Regions from separate parts of the Homo sapiens genome. Here region 1 is linked to region 2. A link is a loop called in an ENCODE intact Hi-C map of the cell type or tissue named here. Cell type or tissue: MCF 10A. All regions are shown on one strand. Links, peaks and the distances in the headings refer to the core of each region. The heading gives the core; the rest is flanking DNA. Region 1 overlaps KLHL9 (kelch like family member 9). Region 2 overlaps DMRTA1 (DMRT like family A1).

What was found. Peaks named below come from ENCODE experiments on the same cell type or tissue, not always from the same donor. Only the 100,000 strongest peaks of a DNase experiment are listed, where the experiment ranks them.
Region 1: a loop joins it to region 2, with 6 times the contacts of the local background. A loop is called at or near these places in 3 of 110 quality-filtered maps.

The regions. Positions count from the first base shown.
Region 1 is chr9:21,323,082-21,331,584 of GRCh38, reverse strand. KLHL9 (kelch like family member 9) reads left to right here. Exons shown (of 1, transcript NM_018847.4): 1 at 1-1,920. All of the region lies in intron 2 of LOC107987053 (a long non-coding RNA gene), which reads right to left. Among named protein-coding and RNA genes, the nearest start is that of KLHL9, 8.1 kb to the left of the region's middle. In MCF 10A, for the core only: a CTCF peak has its summit at 4,878 (motif pointing left); no DNase peak of the experiment used is centred there.
Region 2 is chr9:22,448,695-22,457,197 of GRCh38, reverse strand. DMRTA1 (DMRT like family A1) reads right to left here. Exons shown (of 2, transcript NM_022160.3): 2 at 1,458-6,134. The coding sequence ends at 5,287. Among named protein-coding and RNA genes, the nearest start is that of DMRTA1, 6.1 kb to the right of the region's middle. In MCF 10A, for the core only: a CTCF peak has its summit at 4,594 (motif pointing right); no DNase peak of the experiment used is centred there.

The DNA.
Region 1 (8,503 bases), core at 71-8,070, 1.1 Mb after region 2:
ATTCTGAAGAGGTACTTTCCTGGAATAATTGTCTACCTGAAGAAAAAAAATTTATATATACATTGTGTGTGTGTGTAATACACACACACAACCCCCTATACCTGGAAGATTGTCAGCATGTAAATCAGGAACAACTTTCTCCTTATTGACAATCCCATAATAAAACTCAGGAACCAAGGCAAAATGAATTGGCTTCTAGGGGTCTGAACCTTACTGCCCATACAAGTGTTGATTCATTTTAATGCTGTTTATGATTTCTGCATTGGCAGAAATTTTCATACTTTCTATGTTTTTTTAATTACTCAGTTTTTTATTACTAAAAATAGCACATTTGAGTACATTTGAAAAGTAGAAAAATTAGAAATTATTAACTTTATTGAATAAGCAAGAAGTGCATCCTAATCCTTTGATTATTAATGAGGTTGAATATTTGTGTGCTATCGGTAGCTGTGTTTCTTTGATCAGATGTTCCTGTCCTTTTGCCCTTCTGTTATCTGTTGGAGTTGCTTTGTTTTTCGTATCAAGTTATAGGATCTCTTTATATAATAAATGTAATTTAACTTGCATTTGCTTGCATTTATTTCTTCCCTCAATCTGTTGTAGTTTTACAAAGGCAACGCTGTTCAGTTAATTTTTGAGATCAAATTTGTCTTTTTTTTTTTTTGAGACAGGGTCTCACTGTTGTGCAGTCTGGAGTGCAATGGCACGATGTGTGCTCACTGAAACCTCTGCCTCTCATGTTCAGGCGATTCTCCCACCTCAGCCTCCCGATTAGCTGGGATTACAGGCATGTACCACCAAGCCCGGCTAATTTTGTATTTTTAGTAGAGATGGGGTTAGGGGATAATTTTGATATGGTTTATTTTTTATGTAGTATTTCAGTGCTTATTCTGACATATCAAGGTGATACTGCCCTGCCTCTATTTTGTACAGGCTTTTCCTTTTATTGAAAAAAAGTACTTTTTATTACATCTTATGTCTGAACCTGGTGCTTCCTATTGAAATAAGTATTGCTTTACTAGGTAAACTGCTCTATCTACATCCCCCACCTCCAGCTTCACCCACCCTGCCTCTCATTTTTTTACTTTCCCGTATTCTGCAGTTGACAGTTCTCTTGGTAATCATACAGGTAGCTGACTAATGCTATGCTAATACAGGTTGAGCAGCCCTAATCCAAAAATCCAAATTGCTCCAAAATTTAAAACTTTTTGAGGGCCAACAGGATGCCACAAGTAGAAAATTCCACACCAGAGCTCATGTGACAGGTTACACTCAAAACACAGTGAAGACTTGTTTCATGCACAACATTATTAAGACTATTATAATTACCTTCAGACTACGTGTCTGAAACGTGAAATATAACCGAAGTTTTAAGTAATATTGTTTAGACTTGGGTCCCTCCCCCAGGATACGTCATGTACATGCAAATATTCCAAAATCCAAAACACTTCTGGTCCCAAGCATTTCAGATAAGGGATATTCAATCTGTACTGCTCATTAAACCTGGAGTTTCTTATAGAGAGAAATTTTAGGTGGTTGAAATGATTAAATGGAAAGAGATTTATTTTCATAAGCTGGTAATTTTTTAAAGAAAGTTCAGACTGGAAAAATATTTAGAGGATAAAAACTAAAAGCACATAAAGCATTATGTTAACATTTCTTGTTTTAGTTTTTCGGAAAGTATTCAAAAATTAACATTTGTTAGCTTTTTTGATATGTCTATTATAGAACGTACAGGAAAATAAAAGCAAACTAATTTATCAGTGATTCCACATGTTGAAGATAATTTCTATTAATAGTATATTATATATATATATATACGTACATATGTGCAGGCATTTGTCAAATATTTTTCAAGTATGCCAGACCTTAGGCTAAAAGCTGGATAATGAAAATAAATCCACCTTCCAAAGACTCCTATTATCATGACTTTCTCTTATTTTTTAAAAAGCTGTATATATTAAAAAATCATAAGGTGTTTTTTTCTAATTATCAAATGCACATGTATTTAGAAAAACAGATTCCATTTTTATTCAGATAAATCCAGACTTAAATTTCTTTCCCACTTGCTTACAGTAATATTTATGTAGTTGGCCTGCAAAGCAAACACATTTCACTCATGTTCAGATTTTTGTAATCAAAATTATTTTGTTCTCACTATAAAGGCAGTAAGCTCCTACAGGACATTTTAAAACTACATAAATGTGCCATCCCCAGCTCAACCGATTATAAACAACTGCCGAAAGATTGTGGGGTAAGTTTAACTCTCTAAAACTTCAGCTTTGTCATACATCTATCAGGTTGGGTGTGATCATTAATAATTCTATTTATATCAGATTTGTAAGGAAATAATATAAAGCGATTAGCATAAGATATGCACAAAAGCAGTGAATGATAGTTGTTACTAACAAAGTTGGGATTTTATAATTTTTGACTTTTGCTTCAGCTTAATGATTTTCAGGCTATTGTTCTTTGAAAGTGTTCAGCGTCTATACAATATTTCATTCCATGAACATGCCAAATTATTCCATTTCCTTATGTGTAGATATTTAAATGTCTACCATAAATTTTCACCATAATAAAGCAAGATGTAATATTCTTACATAAAACTTTGCCCATAGCTACTACCCTATGATAAATGCTAAGTAAAATCGGAATCATGTAGTGTTAGCTTTTTTAGGGTCTTAAAAAATATTTCCAGGATTATACCATATGCATTTTTAGCAGAACTGTGTTCAGTAACTATTTCAAAGGAAATCTTTGCAGTTCTAGTTATTTCACTGTTTGGATTTACATATCTTTAATTACTAGTTATAATTTCTTGTTTATTGAGCATGTGTATTTTTCATAAATCATTTGCTCCTGTCTTTTGCTTTAATTGTCCTATTTGCTATAAATACTTTTTTATACTCTACTTTTTTATTCAATTTAATATGATCAAGTATGTTCGTCTTTTTTGTATGTTGACCTTTCGGTGATATTTTTGTTTTTTTTAATTTGGGGTGTGTGTGTGTGTGGTGGTGGTGGTGGTTGTTATATAGTACTGATGTGGTATTACTTGTTCTTGATACTATAGCTCTATAGCTTTGTGATTACTAGTTCTTGACATGTTAGGGTGGCATTTACTGCTTGTCTCCTGTTCAAGTAGCTTTTCTTTCTAGTTAAAATGAGAATGAGATTTTCCTTAAAATTAATAAACTTACCTTTTTATATTGAGATTAATCATTCATTTTTTTTTGAGATGGGGTCTCGCTATGTTGACCAGGCTGTTCTTGAACTCCTGGTCTCCAGTGATCCTCCTATTTCAGCCTCCCAAAGGGCTAGAATTACAGGTGTGAGCCACTGCAACTGGCTATATTAAGATTAATCTTTATTCTCTATTTACAGCAAGTATTTGCCCACTTGTGTTCTGTGAGCAAAGAAATCAAGTGTTTTTCCTTTGTAACGTAGCACAATTAGTTTTTTTGTCATTTTAATGCTTTCTTGAATAATTTTTTTATCATTAGGTGGCATAATTATCCCAGTATTTTATGTTGTTATTATTGATACAACTTTCTACCAAACTTTTGGCATAAAATCTAATGTATTTTTCAAATTACCTAATTTTTCCATAACCACTTTTTGAATATCTTCATTTCCTTGCTGAATTTTTATGCTTTAAAAAAAATCATAAAATCTTATAGTCAATCAATTTAGAGTATTTTTCTTCACTTCCAATGATCTTTTTTCAAGTTAAGTTGTCTTTGATATATACGTGTGTGTGTGTGTGTGTTTGTGTATTTCTGCTTTGAATGGGATTTCGTTATGTTATATTCTGAACTCTTGGTAGAAGTAGGAAATATGTGGTTTTAGCATAATGGTTTTCTGTCTACCGACTCTCATTGATTCTTCAGTTTTTTGGGTCAATTCTCATATTTTCACCTTAACTAACCATTATCTGCATATTATAAAAGCCAATTTCATATTATTAGTTTAATGTGAAACATTAAAGCATGGTTCATACTTCCAGCAAAATTATAGTAGTGACCGAGGAATTGTGTCTTATGCGTAATTTTAATAGGGGTAATTCTAGTTTTAGGATTCCTTTGTTACAAGGAAATATCCTTGATCTTGTTCACGAAGTTCCTCATTAATTAGGAGTCTTAAAAAATTAGGGTTGTGTATCTTCATTACAAATGATTTCTGTACCAGCTGATCCAAATTTTTCTTAGTACCATCCATGGGCTGAAAGAAAGGCTATTTCTTCGCTGTGTGATCAGTGTGTCATTAACTACCCATTTCTTCATTTATTTAGTCAAATTTATTGAGATGATAATTTAATTTTTCTCATGTCAAATACTGAAAAAGAGTCTGTTTTTTAATTGTTTTCAACTGTTGGGTTAGAAAGGACTCTTACATATTGCTGAGTGCATTGTCAATTGGTTTACAGTTTAGAATGCAATTTGGCAAAAGTAGTAAAATGATCTTTCAAGTTTCATACCTTTTGGACAGTAAGTATATTTCTAGAATTAATAAGTGACAGAAAATAGGCCAGAAATAGTCATCTCAGCATGATACTATTATTTGCTTCCTAATAGGACCACATTAGACCTTCCATTAAAATACTTTTAAATGGATTTTTAAAGATTCTTCCCACCTTAATTTTGATACTTTATCTGCATCCTCTAGTATTCAATTGTTGAGCATATATTTGAATGGCTGGATGATGATTAGAATAAAAGACTTAGATATTCATTAAGGATGACTGAACACATAACTGTTGAATTGTGTACCTGAGCCAAATGCACTAGTACACAGAATAGGTCGTTCCTCTGTAACAGTCTCAGAGCAACTGCTTTCCAGGGGCTAATGTTATTCTGCCATCTACTGGTTAAAATTAAAAGTCTTTGTTTAGCTAGATTACAGAAAATATATCTCCTTTATCAAAACAACAGTAATAACAAAACCCAGAAATTTTTATAGCACATGTGAAAGTTCAAAGTTGGCAGCTTATATAAATTACATAAGTGAATATTAAAAACTTTTGGTAATTTTTGGGGTACGGTAGATCAAAGAGAAGAATTATTTTTTATATTACTTAAAAATACAGATTTAAATAGCTATGACCTTTATTTTATTTATAAATTCATATACATTTAATTTTAAAATCTGCAACATTTCATCTGGATTCTAAGCATTCATACCCAATACTTGCTTTTTCCTTTGAGTGGATTCCCCATACCATTTTTATTTTTAGTTTTTAGCAGACAGCCTCATCACAAAGACATGTATAGAGTAAATCTTTTCCACAGCAGAAAGGACGTAATATGCATTATATCTGGTTATAAGTAAATATGACAACCTCATAATATTTAAGAAATTTTTATATTGGTTTGCTCATTTGGGTATGAGGATCAAATCATGACTGCTATAGCCACATAATTTTCACCCGGCCAGCCAGACACACATATGCATAAGCATATACATGTGTTTGATGTAAAACAGCTTTTGGACCAGCTGATCCAGATTTTTCTTAGTGCCACCCATGGGCTCAAAGAAAGTCTATTTCTTGACTATGTGAACAGTAAGAATGGCATCAACTACCCATTTCCTCATTCTCCATGTTATTGTCTCAGAACAAAATATTCTCTTACACCAAGCATTTTTTCCCTCAAGATGGATGTGTATAACAACAAGTGATCTCTTAATAGTGCCTCCTGAAGGATATCAAGAGTGCACATATCTTTTCTACATAGAACTGAAGGAGCAAGATTAGATTTCGTGCAATCTTAGAACAAGATGTGTATAAAGCTGTTGACAGCAACTAAGTAACCCAAACTTCAGAAGTTTCGTTGTCTAGAGCCCCTTCTCCAATTGTAAGTCCAAAGAGTATGTCTAGCTCTTTACTGGTCCATCTTCCAAAAGACTATTACAATACAGCCTTACAATCTCTTATAATGGAAGTTTATCATTTTTTGCCTCATTTCACCCAAGTGCCAGTCAACAGAGTACATGTTTGTATGTGGTGGGGATGGGAGGCAGGTCTAACTTCTACTGATTCAAACAGCTTTATCTTACTTAGGGAGTATACTTTATCACTTAGAAGTCAAAACATTCTTCCAGCCAGGAATTAGTGATCCATTAAAACTTATTTCTAATTCATGTCAAATCATGAACCAAAACATACTCAGTATAAAAACCTAATGTGAGTCAGTGTAATGTTTATTTCTTCATACTAAGCAGTGTTTACTTCAATTTTTTATTACTCTCTCCATCTTTCTCCAGATAAGAAAATCACAGATTTCACAAAACCTTTCATATATGTATATACACATACTTGAAGACATCAATTAACTCAAAGATTAAGGAAAAAGAGTTTTTGTTTTGATTTTGTTTTTTGTTGTTGTTGTTATTGTTTGTTTTTTGAGATAGAGTTTCACTCTTGTCACCCAGGCTGGAGTGTAGTGGTGTGATCCTGGCTCACTGCAATCTCCGCCTCCCCAGTTCAAGCGATTCTCCTGCCTCAGCCTCCGGAGTAACTGGCATTACAGGCGCCTGCCACCACCCCTGGCTAATTTTTGTATTTTTAGTAGAGACGGAGTTTCACCATGTTAGCCAGGCTGGTCTCGAACTCCTGACCTCAGATGATCCGCCTGCCTGGGCCTCCCAAAAGTGCTGGGATTACAGGCGTGAGCCACCGCCCCCAGCCAGAAAAACAATTTTTAATTTTCAAGGCTGGCTCTCCATTAATAATCTCTCCCATGCCCTGGACTAGCTATACTTTATCCTGCAAGGGGAATAAGTTATGGATTCCATTGGTATGTCTACTTTGTTCACTTCTTGGGCTGCAATATCTACACTTCCCATTCACCCTTACCACTTACTTAGTAGATAGTCTAGCCACTTGCAAGAGGTTCATGGCTACCATTTGGGAATGCCTATAGGAGATCAAGGAGATCCATTGAAACTCAGCCCCCAAATCCAAAGTCACTTTCCTTTTGATATCTGTAGTTTCATCATCTGTCATAACCATGCCTACTTATCATCTGTAAAACACCCTTTCTACATTAAGGGATACTCACATTATGAATTCTAGTTGTGGTTGTTTTAAAATATATTCACAAATTTTCTCATGCTCGTTTCTTTCCTCCTTTTGACTATGTGTTGGATTTAGTGATTCCCATCTAATGAATACAATGAAACAATGGTGTTTAAATTATAGACTAGGTCATAAAAAATTGTGTACTTCCTCCATGTTTATCTCTCTTCTATCACTTCCTCTAGTACAAGCCAGCTGCCATGTTGTGAGCACATACCACATAGCTCCATGGAGATGCCCATGTGACTGTGATGAAGAGCTAAGACTTCCTGTCAGTGGCCGTGTGAGTGACCCATGTTAGAAACAGATCCGCCAGCCCAAACAGAACCTTCAGACAACTGCAGCCCCAGCTGGCATCTTGACTGCAACTCATGAGCGATTCTAAGCCCACCGAAGCTGCTCTTGAATTATTGATTCACAAAAACTTTTAGGTAATAAATGTGTGTTGTTTTAAACCACTGAGTTTTTGATTAATTATGCATCAATGGAAAACCAGATCACCAATGCAGGCAACATAATGTAAATTTCAAGCCTCCCTTGTAGATAGGACATGGGAACAAAGAAAGACTTGCCGATCTGGAGCACCTGCATGAGCTTTTGATCCTAATGTGTCCACAAGAAGATATAGGCTCTACGTGGTGTTTCTGTATTTATTGGCTGAGTTGGTGGCTTTCTATAGTGGGAAGTTCAGGTTTTAGGAAAAGAAATGGCATTAGAGAATGGAAGTTCCTTCTAGTTCTTACTAGAGCAGCATCATCAACAGTGGGTTTTTATATCTGGACAGTTCTCTGGTTTAATTTTTGATATTTTTATCTGGAGGCTTAGTCTAGAGCTTGTTTCTATGGCATCCCAAAAATTCAGCAGGCACCACATCTTAACACCTCTGTTTAGTCATCAGTCTTACATTCAGCTTTACTCTTTACTACAACGTAATAAATACCTTCCAAACCTATTACCTATCTCGTTGGGTACAATAACTATGTCCTAATGGGTCCACTTCCCACCTTTCTAACCAGTATGTGCAAGCAAATCCCAACCTAGTTTTCAAAGGGCAGCTGTAAGAGCTTTTCTAATATGTATTTGGTGACATCAATTCACTGCTTAAAACATCTCAATATTTCTAATGATCATTTCTGTGACTCATAATCCCATAATTGCTTGCAATGCCTTTTACAATACAACACCTGCTTCCTATTCTAACTTCTGCTTTCTCCCTCCCTCCCTTCTACTTCTACATAGTTCTAAACCTTCTTCACTGTTTGCTCCTGCATGCGCCCTCTGGCCGCTACGCATTCACATCTGCTGTTCCCTGTTTCTGACCCTTTGAGCATCACACATTTACTTGGTTAACTCCCACAGATCCTTGAGATGCCAGCTTAGCAGTTACTTCTCCTGGATGCTTTCCCTGACGGAAACAAGTGCTAC
Region 2 (8,503 bases), core at 201-8,200:
ATGTTTCTCCTATACCCAGGATTCATGAGTCTGGGAATCATAGGGTAGATATGAGAATGACTCCTTTCACATTAATCCTAATGATCCACTGGTAATATTTTTGTTCAGATTCTCTACAAATTTTGACCTTTCAGGTTCAGAGAACTTACTTCCCAAAGAAGAAATTCATGACAGAATACAACATTGTACTGGAATTCGCAACTACCACTGGCTATTTGGGGCACCTCAGACACTGAAACAACAGGAAAGAGGCAGGGGTAGCATTCCCAGTATTCAGAAGATCCTCCAGAGCATCACTTAGACTTTCAATATTTTGTGGTAAAAGTTCATGAAAAGCTACAACAACCTAATAGAGGCAGGGCTATAATGGTAGAGATGCTTCACGAACCAGGATTTGGGTCACTCTATCAAGTAAGGAACCACAATTAACTGAGACACTTTCAGGGAGCAGAGAAAATATGAATTGCCTAGTGGAAGAAGGCAGTTATAAATAACATCTGTGGTCTTATGACCAGTTATGATCCCATGACTGAACATGAGGGCTCTAGTAGATAAAAAATATTTATCAATGTATTTATTGCTTCAAAGTAAGTGTATTTGTGTGTGTGTGTGTTTCCCCTTTCTCCTAGTCTAACAAAAGATTTATTAATAGTAGTTACCTATATCTCAGGATTAAAGCTATAGGATATTCAAAGGAGGGTTTGACTGAGTACAACAGAAATGAGCATAACCCACAGATAGGTAAGTCACTTTGTGTGTTCCCTTTTGGGGAGTGGGCTAGTGTGTTTTTGTTGTACGAAATATGGTTATATCAACTGCAGGTAAAAGAATGATTTTGTTTTTGCTCTGAAAGCCGTGTTGACAAGGAGTACACTGTACTAGACTACACTATCAGTTTGGCTGACTGCAAATTACATTTCTCAGAATTCCCTTTCCTGTATTGTTCAAAGTGAGATTGGCCCAGAAAAAGGAATTATGGTGAGATTGTTAAGGTAGAAGTGAAACACAAGTCATTAAGGTTAGATACCCAGTGATTTCCAGGCTGTCTTCACTTTTCCTTACTCCACATCTAGCTTGTCTTCCTGCCTTCTGACCTCACTGACCCATGGTGGCACAGGTTCACCACCAGGTGTTTGCTCACAGACCAACAGAGCTAGAACCTACACAGAGGCACTGGTTTCCCATAGCCCCCCTTCAGAACCCCTGGCTGGGAACCATTTGAGTGATTGGACATGCTGGACTTCACAGAGCTTCAGTTCCCACTTGTCAGCCCACACCAGTGCTTCAAGTAGATGAGTGAATCTTTCTCTTATCTGCCAATTTCCCTCTTCCAGACATTCATTTTCAAGCTCCTCCTTTGTTTATGTTAGGTTAAATTTCTATAACTCCCTTATTTCCACATATTACATGGACTCTGTTTTCCTGACAACCCCAATAAATGTAGCATAAACACAAACTATGATTTCGATGTTTATTTTCTTCAGAAAGCCCTGAAAATAATCCAAATAACATATACGAGAATATGTTACAAAACACGTGGCTCGCCTATGAAATGAACAACCAAACACGAAGTCTGGAACTAAGCCTGTACGCTGCTCTAGTGATGGCTGCCCTTTGGGCTCCACATCCACTAAGTGGATTAAATGCAATTACAGTACTCTTTGTTGAGAGACTGCCACGAGGGGGCAAAGATAATATCTTAATACAAAGTAATAACAGTGAGAGTTATTTATTTAGCATCCCGTATATAAGCATTACTGTACTCTGCCGTTTATTTAAGCTTTTATCTCCACGAATCTTGCAAGTTAAATATTATTACCCTTGTTTTGCTGAGAAGAAATAAATGTCCAAAGAGTATAAGTAACCTGTCCAAGTCATATAGATAAATCCATTCTAGGTTTCCTCAATTCCAAAACAATTGCTTCTTCTAGAAAGACATATTGGTATTTACCTTATAGGAATTGTACTAATATTTGTCTTCAGTGTTCTCCCATATCCTCTTTAAGCCCCACTCATGCCTATATACCTTACACTAACCTCTGTCAGTTTTATTCCCTTGTAAGTCACGCACTGCGTTCTATGTCTTTCTTTTCTGCCTACTCTCAGGAGGCTATCACATAGGCAAAATTCTGATGAGCAAAACTGCACTGTGTTTTATTGATAAATAATGGTAGGGTGTTTTAATTTTCATGGCCTTAGAATTGAAATTCCATGACTTATTTATTTAACAAATACTTTCCATGTTTCTAATGAGCTACAAAATGATTCAGTCCCAATATTAAAGCAGTAATTAAAAATCCCATCAATCAGGCTCTGATTGGTATTTTCTACATGCATTTTTCAATGAGTTCCAGATGCTTTATCATACGAGGCAGCCACTACACTCTTGGACAGCTGTTAACTGTGAAAAAAGTCATTCCTTATGTTCTTCTGAATACTCTATGAAATGTTTGCCTCTTAGGCCCTCTATATGATACAGAATAAACCCAATTCATTTTTGTTATATGCTAGCTCTTAAAGCATTTACCCCCTCTTTCTTCCCACCACTAATTAGTGGCTTAGGAGTTCAGGCTTCAAGCAGCATCCATGGATATAAATATCAAGATTACAAAGAACTCATTGATGTACCAACACTGTCAAATAATACCAACATTGGTTGATTGGTTGTTTTTGTACACACAATATAGACCGTGAGCAACTTGAGGCAAAGTCTTGTATCTTAATCATTTCTTTATCTCTTGTGTCTAACACAGTGCATGGCACAAATAGATTATTAAAAATATTAAATAGGTGTTGAATGAAGAAATTATTAAGCTAATACTTGCTTTTATTTTTTTTCAGTCAGTGGAAATCTAGTGTATAGGTTGAGAACCTATATCAGACACTGTTCAAGGCCATGAATGAAAAAAACAGACATGAATCCTTCCTCAGACATTGGAGTCTGAAATTGCTGAAGTGAGCACAGTAATTCCACTGCAGATGACTCATATTACTAACCTTAGGGAGAAAAAACCCTACTGCTGAGCCCCAATTTCCTCATATACTACTGAGTTGTTAGACAAATGACCTATTTGATAAGATTAAGTCCTTAAATTATTATAAAGAGTATGGAATGTGTAAGGCATTATATAAATTAAGTTTTATGATTATAAAACTATTTTATAAATTCGAATACTGCCCAAAATGGATGTTCTCCCAAGGTCAAAAGCAATTCAGTTTCTCAGATACAAGCACATCATTATAAAACCACATACATAATGCAGTAACTCTAGGATTTTTTTTTAAACCATATCTCTATTGTATAATGTAACTTCCTTTAGAGCACAATATTTTACATTCAGTATCCTCTACAGGATCTAGCACTTTTCAGAAAAATAGCATTCAATAAGTGGATTAATGCAATAGAAACAACTGAAGAATCACCAAGGAATCTAACCTGAATACCATTTAGGAGATTCAAGAACCCAGTGAAATTGTATGCAAAACTGTGTGTCTGTACGCCATTTTGTAGAGTTCTTCAGTTTTATCAGAGTCTCAAAGAGATCTATTATATATAAGAGTTTCTTACTCAGTATATATGAATTGAATTTCAACTACTTGCTAGACATTGTACTACGGTTTAGGCTTAGAATATAAAACTTTTTTATAATAAATGAATATTGAGTACATCGAAATTTTTCAAGATCTGCTTTCTTATATTCACACCATTAAAATTAATGCATAACCTAATAAACACATTTACATCCTAAATCAGCATCAGATACTCTGAAGTAATTTAATATCACATTTGCTGGCAAAATATTCCTTGGAAATACATTCTTACTGGCTTCATGAAAAACGCCTCCATGATAATATAACCTATAGGGGTTTAATGTATGTCTACATAGACTTATATATGTGCATATAGATGCATACACACATACGTATATACATATAATTTAAAAAATCTTTAGTGAGTCATGCTGCTTAAATAGTTTAAACAATCTCTAATTCATCAACTATCTTTTACCACCAGTGGGCTTCCATTTATTCCTAATAATAACAATGAAGCTACTGTCCTTCAAAAAAGAAAAATGATGACATACAAAGAAAATGTCCTAGAAACTGTTTTGTAAGCAGTTTCCTCAGGGACTTTCCACTGACTGAAATAAATAGTTTTCAAATGCGCCAGAGGGAGGACAAAAATTATTTTTAAAATTGCAAGAATACCTCTGAAACTTCATGGCAGTTTTTCCCCTTTGGAAATCTTATATCTCTCCTCAGTGCATTAAGCATCAACTATCTGCAGTTAATAAATATTTATTTGAGCAGCTATTTTAGTTTTCTGAATAAAATTATTCTTACCTTTGAGAATGGCTGCCATATATTCTTGTCCCAAACTTTTAAGGATATTTCCCCAGATACAGACATAAGCACACTTAAAGACTGCAACTCTCATCCACAGTAGATGTGCACTTTACAGTATGGAAATTTTAATGTAGTATAATCCAAAATGACTATTTGAAAAAAAAATGGTTATTCTCCGGAATCAATGTTTCTAATTCATATACTCTACAGAGCTCAGTTGCAATTGGCGATAGTGGCCAGGAGATGGCGCAGTCTTATTTCCTAAAATTTACTTCATAGACACAGTGTCAACTTTAAAGAGAAATGTTTTTTAATGGCACTTGTTTTCACTCATGGAAGCTAAGATTGAAAAATAAAATACTCAGGAAATATAAATTCAAAATGCTCAAATGTTTTATTTATTACGAATCACCCATCTGCAAATCAAATGCTTTAAAAATACTTTGAATAACTTTTTTCTTTCCTATGAACCAGGAATAGAAGAAACAGTTTTGAAATGGTAATTATTTAGAATTGCCTTAATTGTTCAGTTCTTCCTTTCGGTTTATATTCTATTCTATTATGCTGTATTGCTTTACACTTACAAATGTATTTTATCACTAAAAATTCCACTTTTCAATAAAATAAAAACTAGTTTTAAAATAAAAATGTTTACAAATGATAATTTAGGGAGAAAATTCATTAAATATTTCCTGAAATAGCTTTATTCAAGGCACATATAATGTTCAGATTTACTTCTTTCACTTGATAAATCCTAATGAAGAGTTTTCAGATCTAAGACCTATTATATTGCTTGAAAAAAAAAAAACCCAGCATTTTAAGACCTCATAATCCACTCACATACTTACTGAAGTATATTAATGGATGTGTGTGTATGTGTGTGCACGTGCATGTATTGTATGCTGGAAAAACTCCAGAAAGAGAGAATGGGCATATACATTACGGATTGTCCTGATTTGGTCTGAAGTACAGTCTGCCACAAGTTATTGAGTCTTTACTGGAAAGGTAGGAAGAATCTCTAATCATCCCTGAAAAGGCATAATCCAAAGCTGGCCGAAAAGGTAAGGTTGGTACTAACCCAGGTGTTAGGTAGGGTGACATAAAACCAGATAACCCTCTTCCTGCAGAAGAATATGCCAGCCTTAATGGACTGATACCTACTCTAGGATTTACGCCGTAGAGACTTGAATCACCTCCATAAGAAGCAGAAGTAGTTTGAAGAGGAGAGAAAGCTGATTTATTACCTAGAGTTCCAAAACCAATTCCAGCAAGACTAAAACTTGAAGCTCTCTGAAAGGCTGTGTTTTCCAGTTCTTCTGAGTTTGCTAGGTTCCTGTTGTCTGGCTTGTGTTCTTTGCCATTTAAAACCTGTTCAATGGCTTGGACCACATCCCCTTTGCAGAACCGTAGAATGCCTTCTAGCCGGCTGCGCCTGTAATTTGGGAAAATCTTAGTAAGGATATCAAGAGGATCTCTTGGTCTTGAGGACACTGTCGGAAGGCTTGCCTTGGTCGCAGTCAAGTCTTTGACCCATTCACTTTCATTTCCTGATTCCAGATCAGAGGATGATAAGGACCTGGGACTCTCTTCACCTCCTGATTGCTCTCCAGGATGAGGAGACAGGATACTATCAGGCTTGTTGGAGTATTCTGAAATAGATGACCCGATACTTTGTTTCCCAATGACACCATTAGACCTAGAAGATGATCCTAGGTAAAGCTGATGGGATTTGGAGATCAGTTCTTCTTGTCCATTCTGGCATGACTCACATTTACTCTCTTTTTGTTCTGGAGAAGAGGGGGAAAAAAAAATCAAATACAGGGAAGACTTCCCAGAATGTGGTACTGCTCACTCAAAAATAATGCTGGATAATATAATTAATTCACTCCTATTAATTAGTAATATTTATACACTCCAAGACATTTTAATGAATAACTCAAATTTAAAAGATTATTCAGAAATGCAGGTGCTGGAATAGTGAAAAGTATACTATTATATCATCTCAGAATCACAAAGGTATGCAATATTAAAATGCAATTATATTTAGGAATCAGAAGATGAGAGTGTATTGTTACCCCAAATTGTCTGCATAACACCAATATGGCACACTGTCTGTTCTATCTTGGTTGTGTGGGATCTTCCTAAATGTCACCTAAGTTTTGTTGTTATCTAAGTGATATTTTTTCAGAATGACACTATGGAAAGAGAACTGAATAAAATGAATAAGGAATAAAAGGAATAATCTTAGTTTGAAAATGAATATTCTATTTAATCACTAATGCTAAATTTTAACAATTGGTTTTTTATCTCATATTTCAGGTTATAATTAATTTACTTGAATAATGTAAAAAAAAACTGTTCATTTCATTTCAGATTTAAACCAATAAGTACTATTGCTATGTCAATCCCAAATCATACTAGAGCTTGCATATTTCATTTTATGAGAGATGACACAGACGGTATTTTTCATAATCCTCTATGAAATGTACTTTCTTTTTCAATCCTTAAGAAATATCAATAACAGACTTTAAAAGCAAATTGTTTGTAAAAGAAAATTATAAACTGTCCTATTGCAATCTACACAAATCCTCAAATTGTCTTTTAAAAACAACATATTAGGCATTTGCTTTAAATCACAGCCCTCCTCCAATGTTAGGGGCAATTTTCCAAAAGTACTTTTACACAAAGTTCTGGTTTTTCTATCTCAACATGTTGAGCATATTAATCAAACAAGAATATGTTAATACCCTTTACTAGGTTAACACCACAAAAATTAAAATAGCCATATTTACTATGTAACTTTTACTTTGGTTTACATTTTCTATTACCCTAGAGATATATAGGTAAGAGTAAACTGTTAAGTGGAGTGTGCAGAGTAATTCTGTCCAACTTCCTTTTTCTACCAAGTTTATGAATGTCACAAAACAAATATTGCCTAAGACAGTGATTTGTAAATATGATTTGCAATACTCCAGTTTTCTCCAGTTTTCTTAAGAAGAATTCAGTTCTAAATTCTAAAGAAATAGCTATAGTTTATTTTAAAATTAAAGTGTATACAATTTAGCATTTTGAAGTTCAAAATGCTGTTCCTATATGCTGTTCCCATAAGCATATGAAAAAAAGAATGTCACTACTGCAAAAATTGCAAACACTCTATAGGATTTTCAACTTTAAATAACACAATAATACTTTTCTAATGAAATTTGCCAAGTGGAAATAGATTAGCATTAGTCCTCCATTCCACTTTACTTGTAAATATGAATGAGCATGCCCCCGAACATGTCAATTATCAACATTTCATCTCTATAGCAATTTATGCATGAAATCATAAAATAATGTCTTGTTATATTTTACTCACAGTACAATATATGTAATGAAATACCAATTTGCATAAGATTATTTAGAAAATATGGTGTCTTTAAAATATAATACCACTTATATCGTCTCTCTGTCTTCTCAAGTCCTACAGCTTGCTTTACTTCTATTGCATTTATCATTGTATATTAAGCCTTGCATTGTAGTTTTTGGATACATATAGTCTGCCTTCTTTTGAATATAAGGTTCTTCTGTGTAGGAAAAACTTGTTCACTTCTAAATCACTGTTAGTCTTTGTCTAATGAATGAGTAAATTAAATAGACTATTTTACCACAGTTCATGGCTATTGTGTAAGAGAACCAGTCAATTTAGAAAGCTATTGAAGTAACCTTTCAAACATTAGCTTGCTTCTTATGGGGGAGGGGGCATCATCTGAGGCAAAGAACAAAGTAAAATAATTAGCTCTATAAAACAGAACACTTTGGTACCAACTAGAAATCACATAAATCAGTGTCTCACAGGGAGATGTCAGCCATTTCACTATCGGTGTAGTTTCAGGAATTCTCACTTTTACTTCTCTTTCATAGCACTTTTACTTAATAACTGTGCTCTTTAGCACCTTCATCTTTCATGGGAATTGTAGAAAGTCTGTTTTGCCTACTCAAATAAATTAGAATATGTGCAAAAGTTGACACATGCAAACACAAAATTCACTCTGAACTGAATGCCTCATTTCAATTCACAGAATTTTTCGAATGTACTGTGTGAGTAGAACTTCAAGCAGCCATTGAGCGAAAAAATCTGTTGAGATCTGCAATTTTCATAATTCAAGGAAGGTTT